Linked DNA regions of Mus musculus: region 2 is linked to region 1. The links are chromatin loops, found by intact Hi-C in ENCODE. Cell type or tissue: heart. All regions are shown on one strand.

Region 1 (8,000 bases):
GAGGAGCACACACACACACACACACACACACACACACACACACACACACACACTCACACTGAACCACCACCAAGAAAAATCCGTTTAAAGTGGCGGTATTCATTAACTAGGGCCAGGGAAGCAAGCAGATGTGTGAGAGGTGCTGTGGTTTATACCTCAGGGAACTTTGGACTCCATGGGGTTAAGTGAGCCAAGAGAGGAGTGGCTGGCTAGGCTTCAACGCGGGGACTTCACCACTTACCGTTTAAAGGAGGCACACGGCTAGTCTGTTCTCTGCTACTTCAAATGTACAGGAATGTTTCCCCCTGCTTTGTTCTTATCGATTTTGGGGTTTCGTTTTCATTGATTTTGGGGTGTGCATGTGTGTGCCTGTGGGTGTGTACTCACACGTGTGTATGAAGATCAAAGGACAACTTTGTGAGGATTCTCTCCTACGATGTAGTGGGTCCTGGGGCTCAAACTCAGGTCATCAAGGGCAAGCAAGCCCTTTTATCCCTTGAGCCATTTTGTCACCATCTTATTAAGTGTTTAATGTGTTTTGTTATGACATTTCCATAGGATACTTTTATGTTTATGTTCTCAGTTCTTATTCATGCCTCCTCTCCCACTCCACCCCTGCCCTCCCACTCCCACCCCTGCCCTCCCACTCCACCCCTGCCCTCCCTTATCTTTTTTTTTTTTTTTTTTTTTTTTTGAGACAAGATTTTTACTGTCAGTCCTAGAACTCACTAAGCAGGGCAAACTGGTCTCAAAAATCCCAGCGCTCTAGCTTCTGCTTCCTGAGTGCCTGGGATTACAGGCCCAGTTTACCCAGTTTACATATAGGAAAAGCCTTATCTCTCTGAGGGCTCAAAACAAACTGTCACAGTGTGAAAGGGACTTCTAGGCCAGGGTGGTGGCTCACTGGAGAGAGAGACGGAGACAGAGACAGAGGCAGAGAGAAATTGCTTAGCATGCCTGAAGCGGGTGGTGGGGGTGGGGGTGGGGGTGGTTGGGGTTTGGGGTGGTCAATCAGGAGCACCTCATAAGCCTGGTGGGATGGTACATGCCTTGCATTGAGGCCTTGGAGGCAGGGGGACCAACTGTTCAAGGTCATACTCAACTGTATAAAAAAAGGGGGGTGGCGTTTGTTTGGGCTAGAAGAAAGAAAGAAAAGACTCCTAATGTTATTTGTACTCAAGAAGACTATATATATATGTACAAGGATCTGGCCTGCCAGTGAGGGGGAGCATACAGAGGTGACTGTTAACACCCGCAGTGGGAAATCTGTGAAGGGCTTCAGAGTTTGTTTTGGTTTTAGATGATTTTTTTCTAGATGACTCAGTTTTGTCTTATGTGCATGAGTGTTTTGCCTGCTTGCATGTCTATGCACCACATGTGTGCCTGGTGCCCACAGAGGTCCAAAGAGGGCATTGGAGCCTCTGGAACTGGAGTTATGGATGCTTGGGCACCAGCTCGTGGGTGCTAGGAATCAAACCCACGATGTCCTCTGTGAAAGCAACAGGTACCCTTCACGGCCGAGCCATCTCTTCAGTGCCTTTCAAAGTTTTTGTAATCCTATTTTTTTTTTTTTTTAAAGATTTATTTACTTATTTATTATACGTAAGTACACTGTAGCTGTCTTCAGACACACCAGAAGAGGGCATCAGATCTCATTATGGGTGGTTGTGAGCCACCATGTGGTTGCTGGGATTTGAACTCCAGACCTTCGGAAGAGCAGTCGGGTGCTCTTACCCACTGAGCCATCTCACCAGCCCGTAATCCTATTTTTTATTTGCATATTTATTGCGTTAGGAGAGAGCCAGTGAAGGCCACAGTGTCCATGTGGAGGTCACAGATGACAGACAACTTCTGGAAATCGGTTTTCTCCTTCCACTATGTTTACCTTGAAATTCAAACTCAAGTTGTCCGCTTTGGCAGCTGGCACTTCTACCACAGAGCCACGTCCCAGTTCCTCCAAGTCCCCTAACACCGAGAAGAAGAAGAAAAACAAAAAGGTTTGAGATTTGGTTGGGTCTTTGGGACAAACACTGATTTTGGGCTAATGGGAGTTCTCACCTGCAGCAGAAGGCTAAGCAACTCAGTGCTGGCAGCAGGAGTTTCTGGTGGTCCGGGAGTGGAAGGAATGACCTCACACACACAGGATAAATGGAGGGTGCTTCCTGACCCGGGGAGTAAAGATCTCGGGCGTCACTTGCATGGAAAAGGGAAATCACGGGATTTTCACCAGTGCGCGCTCTCTCTCTCTCTCTCTCTCTCTCTCTCTCTCTCTCTGTGTGTGTGTGTGTGTGTGTGTGTGTGTGTGTGTGTGTGTGTGTGTGTAAGACTTGCAATGTAGTCCAGTCTGGTTCCACTTTCCTCCCAAGTTGTGGGAGTATGACCACACTGGATCTGTGTAGGAATGGGATGGAACTCAGGGCTTTCTGGGTGCTAGAGAAACTGTTTACCAAATTCTCTACTGATAGCAGCAGAGAGGCCAGCCCAGGAGTCATTCTTACTGATACACTGTCTTTGGGTTTTCGGAATAATCTGATGGGCTCTTTCATCTTTTCAGCTGGGTCTCATCAACCGAACCCTCCTCCACGCCTGCCTCTGTCATCCAGGCTGCTTGTCTCTCCTCTATTGAGGCGTTAATCGTCTCTGCATACTAATGAATTGCTTATCCCACTAAATGTGAAAATTTTTAAGCAATCAAAGGCTTGAAGTGGGCTGCTGATGGTGGCTCCTAGGGTGAGAACAAGCCACGACTCAGAAATTCAGGGGGACCCGGATGCAGAATGATAGCTGCAAAAAAGGGGGTGTCTGTGGATAAGAGAAGGGGAGCCTGAGTCTGCGTGGGGAAGGAGGAGGGGACTCCCAGATCTAGCCGGTCAGCCTGGCTCCAGCCAAGCCGGCTGTTTCCTGCCCTGGCTGACCCCCCACCCCGGAGCGGGACCCAGGCAGGGCTGTGAGGAAGGGCAGGGGGTGGGGAGCACTACTTGCGCCAGGAAGATAAGTGCACGGGGACAAAAGGCCATCACGGGTCTCCCGCGCCCGCTGGTGTGTGTGTGCGCGCAGGCGGACAAGAGGTCATCACCGGTCTCCCGCGCCCGCTGGGGTGTGTGTGTGCGCCCTTAGGGTATTTGGCAGACTCCCAGGTGCCCCAGACTCCTACCTCAGAGTTTCCAGACCCTGTACTAATTACCTTAAATTAAAGTCTCCTTACCGCAGCCCTTAAAGGACCGACTTCGGGAACAGCACCTCTCTCATCCAACCATCCCGTGCCCCACACTCACAGTGCCCTGATGTAGATAGGAGGCCGTCTTTCCTGGACCCTCCCCTCAAACTGATGGATGAGAGGGGGTGCTAGCAAATGAGAGGAAGGGCCCTCCCAGCCATCCCGAGGGCCCCCAGGAGCCAGACAGGAAACAGCCTCAGGAAAGAGCCACAACGGTCCCTACCCCCGCCTTGGAGGTCAAGGCTGCAGGCGGCGGGGAAGTGTCCCCCTCCTTTAAAAAAATGAAATGAGGTGTTACGGAGATCCCTCACCCTCTCTGACACGCCTGCCTTTTATTTACATTTTCTATACTTTGGGTTTCAAACCACTTTCTCCAGCGTTAGGCTGCGCGCTCAGTGGATCTCCAGGACTTAACGAGCACGCACTGATTGTGTGAGCGCTCTCTCCGGAGATAGACAAGCTGGGATTATTGCTTGAGGAACGGAGGTCTGTTGGGAAGCTCTCCATACCCAAATGCAAAGTTTTAACCTTCTCCTCCCAAATGCAATCCCCTGCTCCAACTAGGTGGCAGGGGGCGCATCCAGATGTGGAATCTCAGGTCCCGCTGCAAGGTCAAAGCAGGCTTTGTGTGGGGGCATTCACATTTACGCACACATCTGTGAGGCCTGGTAGGTTCAGGTCAGTCCTGAGGATTCCTGGGCTACTGCCCCAACATGCACAATCAGGGGTAGTAGGCATGGGACACCCAGCACCCCTGGACAGTCCCTAAGTTCCACACATGCCGCCCCTCCCCCTCTTGCAAACTTTCTCCTAACTTCCCGACAGGCTCAGTTCGGGCGGCCCCCCCTCTCATGAATTATTCAGCAGCATAGGAGCCAATCAGCTCCCCGTGCACCCCCCCCTCCCAGAGAAACCCGGGCTCCAGGGTGTTGGGAGATGGGGCGGGGGGAAACTCTGACATGGGACTGTCTCCGCCTCCTATGCGCCCCTCCCTCCTAGGCCAGGCGCCGCCCGACTCAGTCTCGACTCGGCCCAGCCCTGGCCCAGCCTGTTTCCCTCCCTCCTGCTCGGTTCCCACTTTGGTTTCCACCTTCCTTGACCGCGACCGGCGCACTAACCCCGGCGGCGCGACATCCACCAACCACTCCAGGGAGCGAGAGAGACCGCGAGCAATCGGCCCACCCCAGCCAGCCAGGGCGGGACCCCCGAAGCCCCGAAGGGACCCCTAACTCTCAGCCACGTCCCGATCTCCGCCCGCCCAGCGACGGCCACTGCCAGGACGTCCCCCCTCAAGGCTGGCCTCCCCGCGCGCGCGCGCTGCGGCGGGGACGTGGGGGCCGCACCTGAGCGCGGGTGCCTGGCGCGCCCGCATGGGCCATCGTTGAGAGGCCCTCGACGGAAAGTCCCAGCAGCAGAGTCGGTGTGCACCCGCCCAGGGGAGGGTCAGACCTGGGGGGGCCAGGGCCCCCCAAACTCGGATCGCATTCAGCCAAAGTGAGGCGGCGCCATGGAGCTCCGAGCGCTGCTGTGCTGGGCTTCCCTCGCCACTGCTTTAGAAGGTGAGTTTTCTTGGGGTGCCCCCTGTTCTTGGGGTCCCCCAAAGTTGTGCCTCAGAGTGCAAAAGCTGGTCTCTCCCTATCCCAACTCCGGTACCCCTTAAACACTTCGGACCAATAGCACTAGAACGGGAGGGGGCGGGGAGGAGGCGGCCTGGCGGGGAGTGGGGTTTTTCTTTTGTTTGGGAAAGAGATGGAGTCGAGAGCTCAGACCCGGGACCTTCCCTTACCCAGCCTTCTAAATTCTCAGTCCTGATGCCAAAGGCCCATGACAGCCTTCCTTTTCCTGTCCACCCTAATGTTCAAAACTATCCCCCAAAGTTTTTATCCTCTCTCCACCTCTGGCTAAACTCCAGGGGAAAGTTCCTGAAGGGGCACTTGCAGGCGAGGCAGACCCCAGCTAGGCCGTAAAGCGACCCCCACCTCTGGTTCCCTAGCGTTCATTCACACCTGGACTCCACACCCCAGTCAGGATGGCCCCATCTGCAGCCCCACTCTCCAACTCCCAAATGGCTGGCCAGGCTACTGACCTCGTGCAGACTCTTTTCTTGTTTTTCTCAAGGCTGTACCCCAACCTTTTACATGCCATTTAGACCTCAACTTTTCCCAAGGCTGAGGCTTTCTTCCAGCCATGCAAGCCCGCAGAAACTGCCTAACACCGGCCTGTGTCGCCCTAATTCACCCCAGCTGGCCGCCTCCTAGCCCGCCTCAGATTTCTGGTTTTTTTTTTTTTTTTCCTTCTGTATTCCTCTCCAAATGCCTCTTCAGATCTGTGAGCCCCTAACTCCACAGTCCCTCTTGGGGCTGCACAGGACTCATAACCCCCTTTCCTGCCTCCCTAATCTCTTTTCAATGAATTTGGCTCCCCCACAACCTCCCTTGCTGCTTAGAATCAAAGGAGAATCTGGGGAGTGGGACACAAGAGTGGGGGAGATCTCTCCCTGAAGCGATGGAATCAAAGGAGCTCCCTCTAGGCTGGGCAGTGCTGTTCTGGGCTGATCAAAGTGTGGGAATGGGGTGAGGACAGACTTTGGGCTCCTGGAGAGGAGGAAGTCAAATGGGCAGAGCACCCATGAAGTGTGTCTGGAGGGAAAGACGGGCCAATAGGAAATGCCCCTTCTCGCCTGCGCTACCTGAATGATTCTCAAGCCCCTGCCTTCACCTGTGCCAACTGCGATTATTTTACTGTTATTTTGCCCAGCAAAAAAGGAGAGTTCTTGTTTCCTTAACAGGTGACAAACTAAAGCTTTAGAAATGTTAATTAGTTTATCCAAGGCCTCAGGCCCTAAAGGAGGTGTAAACTGGGAGATGTGGTGGTGGGGGGGGGAGGGGACGACGACCTAGAAATGGAGCCCTGGAGGGAAGGAGGTGAGAGGTGGGTCTGGGAACTGGGGGACTGAAGTGAGCTGGAGGCAAACTGGCGTGTTGTGGATGCAGGGAAAGTGAGTCTGGGCTCAGCTCAACAGGCTGAAGAGCAGCCTGTTGCACAGACAGTGTGTAAATTGGAGACAGGAAAACGCTATCCAGGCTGGAACAATGGAGGGTGGGGACGGCGGCCTCTATCCACCCCCTTCCCAGAACCGTGGGCATCCTGTCCCCAACGTGTTCTGCTGTCTCCTGCCACCCATTAGAGGGGCCGGTAGGCTTTGCCTCTGGCTGCTCAGGTTCCTGCCTGCCCCCTACACCCTGAGACAGCACCGCAACTTTGAGGTGATGCCTCCCTCATCCACCCTAACTCCAGGCACTCCTCTCTCTCAAAGCCAAAGGGGAGGGCGGGACCTGGTCCCAGGTGTTCCGCTGACTCCCCTGGAGGCCCACTCTCAACGCATGTGGTTCCCAGACTCCTGCCCCCTCCCAGGTTGCCTACCCTCACCAGGGGATTCCCCAACCCTCCCTTCCTCCCTCCCGGTTGTGTTGCCAGTGAAGTCTGCACATCTCCTAATCCCTTCCTGGGTCAGCATCATGTCTGCTCCCCTCAAATGATCCCAGAGCCCCTCCAGGTGTGTTCACACACAACTCCCCACCCCTAAACTCTCCTCCTTTCTTTCTCCTAACCAAGTCCAGATGTGGTGGGGCCTCTGCTGGAGCTGAGCGAGGCAGGGAACCCAAGAGTCCAGGCTTCCAGAACTTATTTCTCTGGTGGTAGCAAATGGGGGAGGTGCACTGCCTCAGGCGAGGGCATCACCTTGAAGGACTGGGTGTCTGGTGTGAAAAGGGGGCGGGGACCGGGATGGAAGCCAATTTTGGCACTTAGGAAAGGGAGGGAGTGTGGAGCCTAAGACAGGCCTCTAGGAAACCTTAGCCTGGACCAGCAGTTCTCAGCCCCAGGAGGCAAGGCCAGGACTGGGTTTTGTCCTGTTTTTTGTTTGTTTGTTTGTTTGTTTCCAGACAAGATCTCATGCAATTCAGACTGGGCACAAACTCACTAGCTGGTCTTGAACTCTTGATCTTTCTGTCTCTACCTCCCAAGTGCTGGCATTACAGGAATGTGCTACCAGGCCCAGAACTTTCTTTTCTTTTCTTTTCTTTTCTTTTCTTTTCTTTTCTTTTCTTTTCTTTTCTCTTCTCTTCTCTTCTCTTCTCTTCTCTTCTCTTCTCTTCTCTTCTCTTCTTTTCTTTTCTTTTCTCTTCTTTCTTTTCTTTTCTTTTTTTTTTTTCTTTTGCAATTCTGGGGGTGAAGCCTGGAGCCTGACTACACGAAGCAAGCACTCCAGCTGTGCCATACCTGCCTTCCCTGAGAGCAAATGCTGAGAATCAGCCCAAGAGCGCCTGCTGCTGCTGCTTCTTCTCCTTCTTCTTCTTCTTCTCCTTCTCCTTCTCCTTCTCCTTCTCCTTCTTCTTCTTCTTCTTCTCCTTCCTTCCTTCCTTCCTTCCTTCCTTCCTTCCTTCCTTCCTTCCTTCCTTCCTTCCTTCCTGAGTTGTGTGCACATTTAACTTCCAGCATGAGTTTCCCTCATTTTTCTGGGTACAGCCCCTCCGGGGAAATCTAGAAGCTATCCAGTGCCCACCAGCTGCTGATGGGAGAGTTGGCACTGGGAACAGGGGTTACAAATCTAAGGGCATTGGGCTGGTGAGGGCGTTCATCAGGGAATGCTACCTGCGAGCCTGCCGACCTGCTTTAAATTATCAACATGCGCTTTATGTGAGGTTGGGGACAAAGAGGAAGACAAAGACTTCTCTTGTGCCTAGTACTTGTGTCACACTCAGAGGACAACTTGTGAGGCTCT
Region 2 (8,000 bases), 390 kb before region 1:
CTGGTGTAGAAGTGAAGGCGGCTGTGGTTCAAAGCCAATAGAAAAGGAGGTGTAGGCTGCTGGGCGTGTAGCTCGTCGGTAGAGCATTCACTTGGCATGTGTGAAATCCTGAGTTCACTCCTCAGCACCACGGAAAGCAGGAATGATGCTACCACACCTGCAGTCCTAGTACCCGAGAGGCAGAGGCAGGTAGATCAGGAACTCAAGGCCAGCCTGAGCTAGAGACTGGGAAGGAAGAGGAGGGAGGGGGAAAAGGAAGAGAAAAAGAACCTTCTTGGAGTAAAAACCCCAGCTCTAGGGTTGGAAAGATGCCCAGCAGGAAAAGAGCTTACTGACCAGGTCTGGTGTCTGAGTGTGATATGTCCCTCCATCGCCACTGTAAACCTGGAGGAGAGAACCAACCTCGCAGAATTGTCCTCTGGCTTCCATCCTTGTCTTGTAGCCTTGACATACACGTTAGACACACATGTGAGAATAGTAATTTAACCAAAATGGATGATAATGGGCTGGGTTTTAAAATGATAACCATCACAAACTGTTAAACCCAATAATATTAAAAATAAAAGCAAAATTCTCTGTGACATTGGACAGGTGACAGAACTGTCTAGAACCTGTTTCTTTGTGGCTCAAAAGGCCTGTCTACACCAAAGAGGCATTGAATAGGTAGGTGCTCATTGCGTCCCAAGGCAAAAAACCTGTTTGTCAACCTGGTCTCCTCTCACACAATTTCACCAGCTCTCTGCTGGTCACATTTCCTGAAGTCCTTGTTTGATTTTGTTCAGTGCTGTGGGTGGAACTCAACATATGCTAGGCAAGTGATCTATCAGGAGCCACACCCCCAGCCCCTCCCAGGGGGATTCTGGCAGGGGCTCTATAACCAAGTTTTATCCTCAGCCTTTTGTTTATTTGTTTGTTTGTTTGTTTTTGAGGTAAGGTCTTTCCATGTAATTCTAGCTGGCCTAGAACTCACTGTGTAGACCAGGCTACCCTTGAGCTTGTCCTCCTGCCTCTGCCTCTTGAGTGCAGAAATTAAAGACATGTACATACACCCAGCTTTAGTTTTGTTTTGTTTTTTAAATATTTTATTTAGAAAGCAGGAGAAATGGCTCCACGGTTAGGAACACTTGTTGCTCTTACAAAGGGTCTGGGTTTAGTTCACGTCACCCACGAGGTGGCTTGTAACCATCTGTAACTCCAGCCTCAGGGGATCTGATCCCCTCTTCTGAGTTTTGAAGGCACTCAGGCATGTACATGCTGCACATATATACATGCACATAAAACATACGTGTAAAATAAAGCGAGTTATTTTATTTTTCTTACATGTATGCATGCGTGTCTGTATGTATCTGTGTGCTCATGAGTGCAGGTGCCCTTGGAGACCAGAAGAGTATGTCATATCCCCTGGAACAAAATTTAAGTCTTCTGCAAGAGAATTAAGTTCTCTTAACCATTGAACCATCTCCCTCCTCCCTCTCCCTCTCCCTCTCCCTCTCCCTCTCCCTCTCCCTCTCCCTCTCCCTCTCCCTCTCCCTCTCCCTCTCCCTCTCCCTCTCCCTCTCCCTCTCCCTCTCCCTCTCCCTCTCCCTCCTCCCTCCTCCCTCCTCCCTCCTCCCTCCTCCCTCTCCCTCTCCCTCTCCCTCTCCCTCTCCCTCTCCCTCTCCCTCTCCCTCTCCCTCTCCCTCTCCCTCTCCCTCCCCAGACACGCACACCTTTTATTCTATATTTTGAGGTGTGAGCTCATTCAAGCTCTCTTGGCCTTGAATTCCCTCATTAACTGGGGGTGTGCCTTGAACTGGCGATCCTCTTCCCTGCTCCTGAATAGCAGGATTTGGGGCCCTTGAACAGCACAGCCAGTGCGCCCGGGCCCCTGTCTGCCTGCAGTCCTCTGCCGTTTACCTGTGCTGCCCCTTCCTTCTGTGGCAGGACTCTGCTCTCTGTGAGAGCGTCACTGAGTCCCTGCACATCTTCCTTGTCCTCAGTCCCTTCCTTGTTACGTTTCGTGTGCTCTCAACTCTCCAGATTATGTCATGGGTTTCGTTTTCCTTTGCAGTGGGCCCCATCCCCTGCATGCACATTTGTTGGTCTGTTGTGGAGGGTTGACATGCAACAGTCTGAGTGCAGAGATGCGAGGACAGCATGGGGAAAGTTGTCTCTTTCCACCATATGGGTCCTGGGGACCAAACTCAGGTCATCAGGTTTGACAGCAAGCATCTGTACTGACTGAGCCATCTTTCTGTGCTAGTGACCAAACAAACCCAGGACACATGCTTACTAGACAGCACTCTGCCCTCTGAGTCCCAGCCCCAGCCCCCATCATCTAAATGAGAAAATTACTTCTCCCCAAACATCTACCCACACCTGAGTTCTCTAGCTCCCAGGTGATGCTCCACTCTGTGAACCCTGTTTTGTGGGTGGAGGGAGGTGTCTGTCCTCCAGTTCAGTGCTGACACTCACGTGAGCTGGCATCTGAACCCACAAGTTAGAGAGCCTGCTTCAGACTGCCCTCACAAGCCCAGGTTGCCCCTGGTACTTCTGGGTGGCTGGGTTCACATTGAGAGCTTCTGGATGGAGAAAGAGCTATAACAGCTGGGCATTCAAGGAAGCACTCGTCACCCCTGGTTTCTTAGGAAAAGACCAGGTGCATGGGCTGTATGGGGACAGAGTAATTCATGCACGGTTTTCATGATTCTTCCACGTGACTGCTGGCACAGCAGCTCTGAATTCCACAGTTGAGAGCCGTTTATGGGAGGCTTCACTTGATTAATTATTGACTCTCTCCAGCCCTCTCCCTTCCCTAGTGAAGGAGGGGTGGGTTAGACACAAAGTTCCAAGCTTTTCATCTGGACTGGATTCTCCTGTGACCAGCCTCCATCCTGAAAACCACCCAGGGCCCAGTTAGTGAGAATTAAGTCGCTCCCATTCCTCAGGAAGATGCAAGGCATTCAGAACTACAGCGCCCCTGCGACCTCCGTCAGGGATCCTAACTGGGTGTGGTAGCTCACACCTTTAATTCCAGCATTTGGAGGCAGAAGCAGTTGATTTGTATGAGTTTAAAGTTATTCTGAGCCACAGAGGCCATTTCAGCCAGGGCTACATAGTGAAAACCCCGTGTTAAAAAAACCAAAACCGGGCTGGTGAGATGGCTCAGCGGGTAAGAGCACCCAATTGCTCTTCCGAAGGTCTGGAGTTCAAATCCCAGCAACCACATGGTGGCTCACAACCATCTGTAACGAGATCTGACTCCCTCTTCTGGAGTGTCTGAAGACACGTACAGTGTACTTACATATAATAAATAAATTAAAAATTAAAAAAAAAAAAAACAGGGATCCTGGGGACCGTGGGTCAGAGGCCAAATTTTATATATCTGTCACTTTGCCACAATGTTTGCGGTTTTGTTTGCTTTTCATTTTTAAAAAGATCTACTTTGTATGTACAAATGTATGTGCTTCTGTGTACATGTCAGGTGCCCACAGAGGCCAAAGGCACCCGATCCCCAACACTGGAGTTCTGGGAGGTGGTGAACCACCTGACAGAACTGGGAACTGAGCCCAGGGCTTCTGGAAGGGCAAACAAACAAACAAGCAAAGAGTTGCCAGGATCATGATGTCTCTCCGTGGTAATAGAAACCCTAAAACACCATGTCAGGTAGCTCATGACTACCTGTAACTCCAGCTCCAGGGCGGGGGTGGGGTGGGGTGGGGGGATCCAACACGCTCTTCTGAGGTCTAAGGTGTATCATCTTAAGGGATCAGGGTTTTTGTTGGTTCATTTGTTTGTTTATTTATTTTTAAAGATTTGTTTATTTATTTTATGCATGTAAGTATAAGTATACTGTCACTGTCTTCAGACTCACCAGAAGAGGGCATCGGATCCCATTACAGATGGTTGTGAGCCACCATGTGGTTGCTGGGAATTGAACTCAGGACCCCTGTAAGAGCAGTCAATGCTCTTAACCGCTGAGCCATCTCTCCAGCCCAAAATACAGCATCTTATGTGCTATTTGTAGGGGGAGAATGGCCCAAAGTAGCTAAATTAGACAACGTTGGCAACGAGAACACAGGATACCTCAGACATACACGTCTATCTAAGGACGAATAGCCATAGGCCAGGAAGAGAGTAGGATCCCGACAAACTGCAACCCTCACTCCTGTGAGGCCCAGGCCCCAGCCTCAGACCTTGCCAAGTCTGCCTGTGGACAGTGACACAGAGCTGACATTCCTTTTGCCCTTTCACCCAGGCCTCTGAGAAAGCCTTGGATTGTCTGGCTCCCAAGAAGAGTTCCTACCCCAGGCTGGACTCCAACTTGCTAAGCCAAGGATGATCTTAAACTTCCTCCTCTTCCTGCCTCCACCTCCCAAGCGCTAGGATGAAAGCCTGCATGACCATTCCCCCTCCCCACATTAGATGCATAAGGATAGGAGTTTTCTTTTTCTCAGTGCCAATCCCTGTACTTAAATAGTGACCGACACTTAGGAAATGCTCAATCAAAAATGAATGAATCAACCAATAAGCAACGGCAGGGCTAGAAGATAGATGTTCTGAATAGCAAAGACGGCAGGCACATGCAGAGTGCCTGTGATTACTGGAGGTTTCAGAATCATAGGGCAAGGGACAGCGAGTGTGCTGGCTAGTCCTCTGTCAGCTTGACACCCAAACTAGAGCTCTCTCAAAGGAGGGCCCCTCAATTGAGAAAAATGCCTCCATGAGATCTGGCTCCAAGGCATTTACATAACTGGGGGAGGACCCAGTCCATTGTGGGTGGTACCATCCCTGGGCTAATGGTCCTGGGTTCTATAAGAGAGCAGGCTGAGCTGGGTGGTGGTGTGTGCCTTTAATCCCAGCAATCAGGAGGCAGAGGCAGGCGGATCATGTGACCCAAGTTTTCCCCTTATAGCTGGAACCCAGGCAGTTGTGAGCTATGTGGGGTCTGGCAACAGAACATGAGAGCCATCCATGGGCCTTTAACCCTGGACTGTGTTTCCTGGGTTTTCTTCAGAATCCTATTAAGAATGGCTGTCCACTATGGTCATGTGACCCAAGTTTTCGGAGGGGGGAGGTGGGGGAGTGCGTGGAGCATGGAGAGGGTATAGCTACCAATTCCTCTTGCTTTATGAGAGACTGAGCATCTCTTTGTGAGAGACTACACTGAGACCCTCCGGCCCCTGGTACTCATTAGGATTTTATTGCAAACATTGAAGATAATCCAGGGTCCTAGAGTGAGGGGTTCTTACACTGGTTCCTAGGATAATGTGATGCAGGGAGGATCTAGGACATCAGGGGAGTCCAAAGAGAGCAAAGTATCCCAGCGTAGGCACTAGTGCCCCCGCCCGCCCCAAGGCAAAGGAGGAAGGGGCGGGGCCTCCACAGGTCGATGCCGGAAGTGCCTCTCCGCCCCTGCTACTGGACCATGGAGACTGTGGCCCAGTAGAGACCTTAGTGTGAGGCTTTCAGGGGCGGCGGCCATGGAGGCCGTGCTGAACGAGCTGGTGTCTGTGGAGGATCTGAAGGTAAGGTCTGGGACGGAGGAAGGAGAAGGGCAGAATTGGAAAGGGCAGTTCCTGAGGAGAGCTGACTGAGGCTAACCAGTGCCGGTTTCGTCTTTCTTGGCAAGCTGAACTACGGCTCCCAGCAGCCTCTGCGGCATCCTGCTTCTTGTGGGAATCGGCTTCGTGTCCCTAGGCCTGACGGGAATTGTAGCTTCCCGGGTTTCAGCAACTCAGACCTAGGCCTGGGGTCTTAGTGTGATGCAGAGCTGGGAATTTGGGGTACTCGTGTGCAGGGATGGAGTAGTATAGTCACTGGTGTAAATTTTCGCTAGTGTTTAGTTCCTCACGGTGCTATTTTCACCGCATCCTTGTAGCTGTGTTTTCTTTCCTCTCCTAGAATTAAAGTAAGGCAGATCCAGGCCCAAAAGAGTAGGGTGGGACGGGACCAGCGGCCTCAAGGGAAAGGCCATGTAGGAGGTCGTTTAGCTCTGGGACAGTATGTTTACTCTTCAGACACTTGGGGTCAGCTGGTTTGGGAGCAGTGCCTCCAGCTGCCACCAGGTGGCATCTCCTCTTGGTACCACTAGGGGCTGGGTTCACGGACCTTCCGAAGGGGAGGACACAGCATGGGACCCAGGGGTGGAGATGACAGAAGCTTCGGGGTACCAAGATCTACAAGGGAAAGGCGGCAGGGAGGAAAATATGATCTAACTGGGATTCAGACATCAAGTTAGCTGGAGAATGATTGCTGCTCTTTGTTGCTAAATGGTCACTCTTCTCTCTAATGACAGAATTTTGAAAGGAAATTTCAGTCTGAGCAGGCAGCTGGTTCTGTGTCCAAGAGCACGCAATTTGAATATGCCTGGTGCCTGGTTCGAAGCAAATACAATGAGGACATCCGCAGAGGCATCGTGCTGCTGGAGGGTAAGGCGCTGGGCCCCACTTTCCAGCCGCCAGCCAGCCTGACCTCTACTGTGCTTGACCTCACCCCTCCAGGACCCTTTCCAACACAGAACCCTCACCTTACAGCACATTTGTCATTCAGTAACCACCAGTAACTTCACTTGGAGAAAGGGCTAGATTGATTCTCTACGTCCCCAGCATCTGAACAGTCATTCAGATGGAAAATGCTGTAGGAAAAAATGCTCTCAGGCTGGGGAGACTCAGTGCATCCTGTCCAGGCATGAAGACCTGGGTTCAAATCCCCAGCACCCACAGCAGCAGCTGAGTGTGGCCATCCGAGTCTGTATAGAGAGTAAGCTGGAATCAGCTAGAGATGGCTTGTTGCCATCTTAGCCCAGGTTCAGTTGGAGACCCTTTCTTTAGGGGATGCTGTGGAGTGTGAAAGCACTGGCCGTCCTCTGACCTCCATGCTTCCATGTGCACACACACAGTGTACACAAAACACTTCTGGTATAGTTACTAATTGCCGTTAATATAGTGTTTACGTTGTATTGGATAACAGTCATTTGGAAAATTCTAGAGATTTAGAATATCTGAGGGGCTAGTGGTATCAAGGCTGTGTGACCCCAGCACTACAAAGGTGAAGACACAGGAACATAGTTCAGTAGTCGAACATTGACTGTGGAGATAGAGGCAGGAAGGTCAGAAGTTCAAGGCCAGAGTCAGCACATCCTGACCAAATTTGAGGTCAGCCTGGGCTACATGAGCTCCCTGACTCAAAGAACACTGCATCTTTGGGGACTATAGGTGCATTCTATGCAAACACCGTTTAATTTTATAGACGGGCCTGCCGTCTGTGCACTTTGAAGTCTGGGGGCTGTGTTGGCATAGTCCCAGAGGCTGTCAAGGGACGACGCTGGGAACAGAAGACTGCTGTATCATTAGTCAGTTGACTTTGACACAGGACCTCTAACCTGTGCGTCCTGCTTCAGCTACCTCAGTGCTGCGAGTTCAGGGGTGCCGCCAGCTCTGGGGTCTCTAAAAGCAAATACTGTCCCCCTACTTTGATCAGTTTGGACTTTTAGGTTTCTTTTACAGTAGAGCACAGCAGTGGGAGTGGTGTCAGCATTTGAGTCCTGTTTGGAGACACAGTGCAGACCCTGAGGAGACTGTAGCACTGCACAGCTATTTAGTGCCGAAGTGGTGGCTGCCGCACCACGGAACTCCAGCGCTAGAGAGGCTGGGGCAGCCTGATGGGGAGTTTGAAACAAGCCCGGGCGGCATAGTGAGTGCCTATCTTAATACCGTCCTACGGGGATACACACACACAGAATGAAATGAAAAACAAGTCAGACAAGGGTCACTCAGGGAAGATGAGTTATAGGAAAGGGGGGCAGGTTGTGGGCCTAGAGTGGTGATTCACACCTTTAATCCCAGTAGTAGGAGGAGTAGCAGAAGTAGGAGGATCTCTGAGTTTGAGGCCAGCCTGGTCTATAGAGTGGGTTGTAGGACAGCCAGGGCTACACAGAGAAACCCTGTTTCAAAAACAAAACAAAAGCTCAGTCTACGGAGTGCATGTTTGCTGTGTATGAAGCCCTGCTTCAATTCCAT

Evidence for each region. A loop is a pair of places that touch in the nucleus more often than their neighbours do. Peaks named below come from ENCODE experiments on the same cell type or tissue, not always from the same donor. Only the 100,000 strongest peaks of a DNase experiment are listed, where the experiment ranks them.
Region 2: it touches region 1 in a loop (2.0-fold over the local background); 1 of 42 quality-filtered maps calls a loop at or near these places.

Annotation. Positions count from the first base shown.
Region 1 is chr5:137,345,874-137,353,873 of GRCm38, forward strand. It overlaps Ephb4 (Eph receptor B4), which reads left to right and starts at 4,236. Exons shown (of 17, transcript NM_010144.6): 1 at 4,236-4,776. The coding sequence starts at 4,725. Gm52791 (a long non-coding RNA gene) reads right to left here and starts at 4,179. Exons shown (of 3, transcript XR_003955817.1): 1 at 3,206-4,179; 2 at 2,059-2,193; 3 at 1,727-1,965. In heart, a CTCF peak has its summit at 3,768; DNase peaks (open chromatin) are centred at 2,968, 3,378, 4,158, 6,348 and 4 weaker places; H3K4me3 peaks cover 6,292 bases; H3K27ac peaks cover 6,983 bases.
Region 2 is chr5:136,956,722-136,964,721 of GRCm38, forward strand. Fis1 (fission, mitochondrial 1) reads left to right here and starts at 5,356. Exons shown (of 5, transcript NM_025562.3): 1 at 5,356-5,507; 2 at 6,278-6,410. The coding sequence starts at 5,463. In heart, a CTCF peak has its summit at 3,863 (motif pointing right); DNase peaks (open chromatin) are centred at 5,010, 5,450, 5,620, 6,030 and 2 weaker places; H3K4me3 peaks cover 2,163 bases; H3K27ac peaks cover 2,067 bases.